Linked DNA regions of Homo sapiens: region 1 is linked to region 2. Evidence: chromatin contacts called from ENCODE Hi-C or POLR2A ChIA-PET data. All regions are on one chromosome and are shown on one strand. The core of a region is the stretch at or near the end of the contact, and the rest is flanking DNA. Distances in the headings are between cores, read along the strand shown.

Evidence for each region. Hi-C counts contacts between places; a loop is a spot of excess contacts on that map. ChIA-PET counts read pairs that join two places held with the same protein, here RNA polymerase II (POLR2A). Pooled maps may share reads with other maps.
Region 1: a loop to region 2 is called in a pooled map, with 2.2 times the contacts of the local background. The contact joins the promoter of CYP2S1 here to the enhancer-like site in region 2. A Hi-C loop is called at or near these places in 1 of 168 maps with a recorded cell type or tissue (naive thymus-derived CD4-positive, alpha-beta T cell), 1 of 37 single-sample maps with no recorded cell type and 12 of 50 pooled maps. POLR2A ChIA-PET finds 5 or more read pairs at or near these places in 1 of 52 experiments (AG04450).

The regions. Positions count from the first base shown.
Region 1 is chr19:41,190,595-41,194,468 of GRCh38, forward strand. CYP2S1 (cytochrome P450 family 2 subfamily S member 1) reads left to right here and starts at 2,625. Exons shown (of 9, transcript NM_030622.8): 1 at 2,625-2,847. The coding sequence starts at 2,671. LOC124904790 reads right to left here and starts at 2,458. Exons shown (of 3, transcript XM_047439802.1): 1 at 2,386-2,458. The coding sequence starts at 2,458. It also overlaps the pseudogene RN7SL718P. RefSeq lists an enhancer at 2,151-2,651 and a silencer at 2,564-2,653.
Region 2 is chr19:40,661,523-40,665,064 of GRCh38, forward strand. No RefSeq gene overlaps it. Among named protein-coding and RNA genes, the nearest start is that of NUMBL, 27 kb to the right of the region's middle. RefSeq lists a silencer at 1,396-1,675. Within about 2 kb of position 1,434, at least 35 of the 41 ENCODE cell types and tissues checked have a DNase peak (open chromatin) inside an H3K27ac peak, as active enhancers do.

The sequences.
Region 1 (3,874 bases), core at 1,375-3,874, 530 kb after region 2:
CCTTTGGCTTCAGGGCACCCCTGGAATGTTAGAGGCTAGAATCAATGCTAAAGAAGACCACAGTCAAGGATTCCCCAGACTCCAGGGAGCACTCTGGCTATGCTCTTGAGAGAAAGGGCTCTGGACTAGAATACAAATTGCAAGATTGCAGGCCGGGGGCAGTGGCTCATGCCTGTAATCCCAGCACTGTGGGAGGCCGAGGTGGGTAAATTGCCTGAGGTCAGGAGGTCGAGACCAGCCTGGCCAACATGGTGAAACCCCAACTCTACTAAAAATACAAAAGTTAGCTGGGAGTGGTGGTGGGCGCTTGTAATCCCAGCTACTCAGGAGGCTGAGGCAGGAGAATCACATGAACCCAGGAGGCAGAGATTGCAGTGAGCCAAGATCGTGCCACTGCACTCCAGCCTGGGCAACAGAGCGAGACCCTGTCTCAAAAAAAGATTGTGAAAATTCTAAGAATCTAATTTTTTTTTTTTTTTTTTTTTTTTTGAGACGGAGTCTCGCTCTGTCGCCCAGGCTGGAGTGCAGTGGCGGGATCTCGGCTCACTGCAAGCTCCGCCTCCCGGGTTCACGCCATTCTCCTGCCTCAGCCTCCCAAGTAGCTGGGACTACAGGCGCCCGCCACTACGCCCGGCTAATTTTTTGTATTTTTAGTAGAGACGGGGTTTCACCATTTTAGCCAGGATGGTCTCGATCTCCTGACCTCGTGATCCGCCCGCCTCAGCCTCCCAAAGAATCTAATATTTTAAAACTCCAGCATATGCAACTCAAAGCTCATCTAATTATACACTTAAGAGTTATGTATTTCATTGTATATAAGATACCTTGAGGAACAAAAAGTATCTGTAAACAAATACTGAGCTCTAGCTACTGATATGCATGCTGATGTATTTGGGAGTGAAGTGTACTGGTATCTGCAACTGACTTTGAAATGCTTAAAAAAAAATCAATGGATAGGCAAAATGAACAGATATGTAATGAAAAAAGGGCCAGGCACAGTGGCTCATGCCTGTAATCCCAGCACTTTGGGAGGCTGAGGTGAGAAGATCACCTGAGGTCAGGAGTTTGAGACCAGCCTGGTCAACATGGCAAAAACCCCGTCTCTACTAAAAATACAAAAAATAGCCAGGCATGGTGGTGCACGCCTGTAATCGCAGCTACTTGAGAGGCTGAAGCAGGAGAATTGCTTGAACCCGGGAGGCAGAGGTTGCAATGAGCCAAGACTGTATGCTATTGCACTCCACTCTGGGCAACAGAGTGAGACTCTATCTCAAACAAAAAAAGAATAGATAGGTAACAAAGAAAGGATAATAAAATGGTGGAATCTGATGGGTATACAGGTGTTCACTGTATGTTTGAAATTTTAATATTTTTATAATAAAATACGAAATCAAAATGCAAAGCAAACAAAGTAACTGCCCTGCTGAAAACCCCTCCAGACAGCTTCCGTTTGCAATAGAAATAAAATGCAGTCTTTTCCAAGACCTTGCAAGATGGCCCCTGCAGACTTCATGAATCTTATCTCCTACATTCAATCTTTGAAAATATAACAAATATTTATTGAGTGCCTACTGTGTGTCAGGCACTGCACTATATGTTGGGGATACAGCAGTGAACCAAACCTACAATAATTCATGCACAAATGGTTCTAACATTCTTCCTTCTCAAGAAGCCCATTCCCCTGGCAGGCCTTCTCACTTCCTGAAATTGTTTTCATCTCATCTTCATCTGCATGTGGATATGAGCTCAGGAAGGCCAGAGCCCTTCTCTCCATCGCTCATAGCTGCACCCTCGGGTCTAGAACAAGGTCTTGTTTATAGTAAGACCTCAATAACAGTTAGTTGCAGAAATATTAGCTAACATCTATTTAGTGCTTGTTACATGTGCACCTGCGTCTGCTTTAAATGGTGTGCACAGATGTACTATTTAATCCTGAAAACTAGCCCCATTTTACAAGGCTAACAGAGGCACAGAGGAATTAGGCTGTGAATTCAAGCAGTCTGGCTTCAGCCATCACGGTCCTAACCGCTCTGCAAACTGCCTCTAAACGAATGAATGAATGACTCAATCATTCTAACTGGCCCAAGTCAAAATATTAACTCTGCCACTCAGCCAAGTTGACCTGGGGCCAACCGATTTATCTCCCTGGACTTCAGATTGTTTATCCTTAAAGGTCAAGTCCTTCCTCTCAGTTCGTGAAGATGTAAGATGCTGGAGAAAATTGACTCAAAGACACCCCATACACGCACGCACACAGGAACCCACATCCGAACAATGAGCGAGGTAGGAGCTGGGGAGAGTGGCGCGGGGTCACCGCCAGATGCGGGGTGTGGCAACCTCCAGGCGGCCAAAGTCTCTGACTTCCAGGTTCTTCTGTTTGCTTACTCCCTATCCGGGGGCCCAAGGCGCTGTCTCCGCCGCCCAAGCCCCGCGTAAACCTGGGTGACCTCGGAGACATCCGTTGGAGCATGAGTTCCCGACATCAGGCGGCGGCGGTGGTCCGGGAGAAACCCGGCGGCGGGGAGATAAGCCTGCCCAGGAGGCAGGGGGCTGGGCTAGCTGCCCCGCCCCGCGCCTGACTTCGTTGGGGAGGGAGACGCCCGGCTCCCGCCCCTAACTAGCCCAGCCGCGCGGAGCGCCTGGGAGAGGAGAAGGAGCCGACCTGCCGAGATGGAGGCGACCGGCACCTGGGCGCTGCTGCTGGCGCTGGCGCTGCTCCTGCTGCTGACGCTGGCGCTGTCCGGGACCAGGGCCCGAGGCCACCTGCCCCCCGGGCCCACGCCGCTACCACTGCTGGGAAACCTCCTGCAGCTACGGCCCGGGGCGCTGTATTCAGGGCTCATGCGGGTAAGGGGCTCTGGGGACGTCCTGGCTAGGGGTGGGAGGATTCCTGGGAGAGAAACCCGAGTGCCAGGGTGAGGGGCTTTTCGGGTATCCTAGGGAGGAGGCAGGGGCAGGGGTCCCAAGGCAAAGGGGCTGCTGCTGTCCTGGGGTTGGGGGCAGGAGCAGGTTGTCCAGGGCTGAGAAGGGGAGAGGTGCCCGGGAGAGAGGATCGTGGGGTGGGGGACCAGGGCTAGGAGGGGCAGAGACCTCTGCCTACAGAATCCTGGGAAGGTGATGGGCAGGGACCGAGGCTGAAAGAGACAGGAGTCCTCCAGCCGAGGAGAAGCTGATGCAGCTGGGCTTGTCCCAGAGGGAGAGGTAGCTGGAGCCATACAGGTGGGGCATGCTGAAGAGGGCACAAAGAAGAAAAGGGGGAGGCGTCCCTGCGGGGAGTTGGAGGCAGAGAAGAGGCTGGAGGGTTGCAGGCTCAGAGAGGGGGTCCCGCTGAAGGAATCTGCCAGCAGAGAATGCAGGATGGGAGGATGGGTGGAGCTCAGTTGGGAGTTCCTGGGACTGGGGAGGAAGGAGAGCAAGAAAGAAGGCAGAGGCAGCCCCAGCCTTAGGGGATAGCAGGTGGGAGTGGGCAGAGGCCTGAAGTTTCCCATTCAAAAGGATTCTGGGTGACTTCAAGGACGTAGAAAAAAGGGTGGGGTCTTGGGGGAGAGATGGGGCGGATACTCAGCAGTGTCTGCTCCAGAATTTCAGGGTTTTGTGGTGACTGAAAGGGGTGGCTGGATATTTGGGGGGCAGGGAGGGCCCTAAGGAATTAAGGGAGACCCAAACTGCTTCTGGATTGCCCAGCGTCAGAGGTTAGGGTTCAGCAGGAAGCAAGGGAACGACAGGAAGTTGGGGGATGCCACTGAAGGATGTACTGGGGGAGGAGGCCCGGGAGCCTAGTGCAAAAAGAGAACTGAGCCTCAGCTATTTCTGCTGGGATGGGGGCAGGTTCCTGGTAGAGGGCGTAGAAGCTAGACCCGGTGGCTCCTCAAGT
Region 2 (3,542 bases), core at 184-2,683:
AAAAAAATTTTTTTGTAGAGATCGGGGTGGGGGGGGGGGTCTCACTATATTTTCCAGGCTGGTCTTGAACTCCTGGCCTCAAGTGACCCTCCCCAATCAGCCTCCCAAAGTGCTGGGATTACAGGCACAAGCCACAGTGCCTGGCCAATAAATGTTTTTTGAATGAATGAAGAAATTAGTGCATGGACATATTTTCCCATCAGCTATTACAATAACCAGACTCTGAGTTCCCTGAAGGCAGGGCCTGTGAGTTTCATTGTGTACCCTCAGCCCTCAATAGCTGATAAAAATAAATATTCAGAAAATGCTTGTAAAATGAAGAAGAGAATATGTATGGGACAGAAAGTAGACCAGTGGTTGCCTGGGGCTGGGACAGGGAATAGGGAGCGACTGCAAATGGGCAGAAGGGATCTTTTCAGAGTGATGGAAATGTTCTTGAATTGGCTGTGATGGCTGCAGAACTGTAAAATCACCCAAAATCAGTAAATCACTTATAATAGGTGAATTTTATGACAGGTAGATTATACCTCAGTAAAGCTGTTAAAACAAAACCAGTGTTGAGGGAGGAAATAAATGTTACCTTGGTAATACTGAGGACTCAGTAGTTATCAAGACAGCTCTCTTCCCTGCCCTCATGAGGTTTTCTGTGCAGGGCGGGGACGCCGACCCATTATAGACAGTGACAGCCTAGAGCCATCACGGCGGGATGGTGGGGAGGGGACAGGCAGAGGGGTGGGAGGCCAGGATGGGGGAAGCCCGGGCAGAGAGGTTGGGCTGGAATGGGGGGCACAGGCAGAGGGGTCGGGGCGGGGACTGGTGAGGTGCAGGCAGAGGGCAAAGGGGTCGAGGTCCAGATGGGAGATGTACAGGCAGACGGATCCGGGCCAGGGCGGGGAGGTACAGGCCCAGTTGAGGAGCATAAGGAACCATAGGAGCCCAAAGGAGGCGCCCGACCAGTCAGGGAGGACTTCCCAGAGGGGTGAATGGCTGAGCCAGGGCCTGAAGTATAATGTTCATGAATGCGACAGCAATTTTTTTTTTTTTGAGACCGAGTCTCCCTCTATCACTGGAGTGCAGTGGCTCGATTTCGGCTCACTACAACCTCCACCTACCGGGTTCAAGCGATTCTCCTGCCTCAGCCTCCCGGGTAGCTGGGACTACAGGCGCCCGCCCCCACGTCCGGCTAATGTTTGCATTTTTAGTCGAGACGGGGTTTCGCCATTTTGGCCAGGCTGGTCTTGAACCCCTGACCTCAGGTAATGCACCTGCCTCGGCCTCCCAAAGTGCTGGGATTACAGGCGTGAGCCACCGCGCCCAGCACAATTTTAATTTTTCTTAAACACTTTTCCTGCCTTAGCAAAGTCTTGGAGGGGCGGCCGCCCAGGCGCCGCGAGCGCAAGACCACGAGGGGGCGCTGCTTCACCACGCTAGAGGAGCGCTCCCGGCAACCACGTGGCCCCACAGGTGCGGGAGGTCGGCGAGCGCGCCTGGAGGGTGGACGGGGTAGGTTACGGCCAGGCAGCCCGGGGTGGCGCGTGGCCCTGCGCAGGGCAGTGGAAGCAGCGGGCCCCAGGGAGCATGAGACGCCGCGCTCCGTGGGGCGGTCCCAGCGCTGTGCAGCGAGGGGCCAGGGCTGTCCCCGGTCCTGCGCGGCCGGCTCCCGGAGAAACTGTGGCCTCCTGGGGGTGGAGCTTTAAAAAACAAAACAAAACAAAACAAAATCACCCAACAGGAAGCGGGGTGGGGGCGCCCGGCTCTGTCACCCGTGGAATGCATCAAAATAGCCTGCGCGGCCGGGGGCGGTTCCGGGAAAGGGGGCGGCCGCGAGGGGCGGGGCTGCAACGGAGGGCGGAGCTTCCCAAAGAACGGGAGAGAGGAGTGCAGAACCGGCCCCAGGGGGACGTCCTCCTGTTCCCCCAAAATGACCTCGATAGGCGTTTGTGTGGGATGGGGTTCCTGGGTAGGGCGGGGCTTTCCAGTGCGATGTCCCTGGTCTATTCTTAGCGGGCTGAAACCTGGAGAAGTGGGAGTGGGCGGTTGATCCGGGTTCCAGGGCCTCTTTGGAGCGAAAAGCTCCGTGGAGAGCCAGAGTCTCCATCCTGGGCGTGGGAGGGAAGATGGGAAATGGGCCAAGAGGAGCCTGTGGGAGGTCCTCCCCGGGACGGCCCCCTTCCATCTGCATCCGCGGGAACCGTTGTGGGGGCAGCTCTGAGAAAGGCTGCTCTGGGCGCAAGGAAGGGTGGTTGAACGAAGAGATCAGTCAGGGACGGGGTGGGGGTGCCTTGACTGTGTCCCAGATTTGCTGCGTGCTTCTGACCTCAGTTCCCCATCCTTCCAGTTGCTCAAATCCTCTCTGTCCCAGTCCTAGGCCGTTTCTGCCCCTCTCACTTCCTAGTGGTTTGCAGAGGGGAAACACTGAGGCTGCCTCTTCTGTGCCTGGCCCTGTGTTGGCACGGGGAAGTGACTGAGACGCCCCAGACCCCCTTCTCCCTCACAGTCCAGTGAGGCAGACAGACCTGCCACCAGATAGTGACAGCCCAGAATGAGTCATTGAGAGGACGGGGGAGGCACAGGCAGATGGGTCAGGGCTGGGATAGGGGAGGAGAGGGGCCTGTAGGATCCAAGGGGAGAGTGGGTGCTGCTGACTCAGTCTGGGGGGGTTGAAGAGCCGTCTGAACTTAGACCAAAAAGGTAGGATGGGGCCGGGCGCCTGTTATCCCAGCACTTTGGGAGGCAGAGACAAGAGGATCGCTTGAGGCCAGGAGTTCCAGACCAGATTGGACAACATAGCGAGACCCCCATCTCTACAAAATAATTTAAAAATCAGTTGGGCATAGTGGTGTACGCCTATAGTCCCAGCTACTCAGGAGGCTGAGGTGGGAAGATTGGTTGAGCCCAGGAATTCAAGGCTGCAATGAGCTATGATTGCCCCACTGCAGTCCAGCCCGGGTGACAGCGTGAGACCCCTGCCTCCAAAATAATAATAGCAAAAATACTGGGCTGGGCGCGGCGGCTCACACCTGTAATCCCAACACTTTGGGAAGCCGAGGTGGGCAAATCGCTGAGGTCAGGAGTTCCAGACCAGCCTGGCCAACATGGTGAAACCCAGTCTCTACTAAAAATACAAAAATTAGCTAGGTGTGGTGGCAAGGCATCTGTAGTTCCAGCTACTTGGGAGGCTGAGGCAGGAGAATCGCTTGAGCCCAGGAGGTGGAGGCTGCAATGAGATCACACCACTGCACTCCAGCCTGGGCGACAGAGTGAGACTCTGTCTCAAAAAATAAATAAATCCTAATGAAAGGATAGGATGGGGCTCAGGGCCTTGGAAGAGGGTCACCTTCTAACAAAAGGTATTTGAACGGAGTCCTAAAGAATGAGTAGCATTCTTCTGGGAAGTGCTGTGTCACCATGAAGGAAAGGGTGTTCTAGGCAGAAAGAATGACAAATGCAAAAGCTTGGAGGTGAGAGTGTGGCTTATCTCTGGCAGGGTCCTCTGCTCCCTGCCTGGGACATTCCCCCAACGTCATACCCCGACAGAGCTG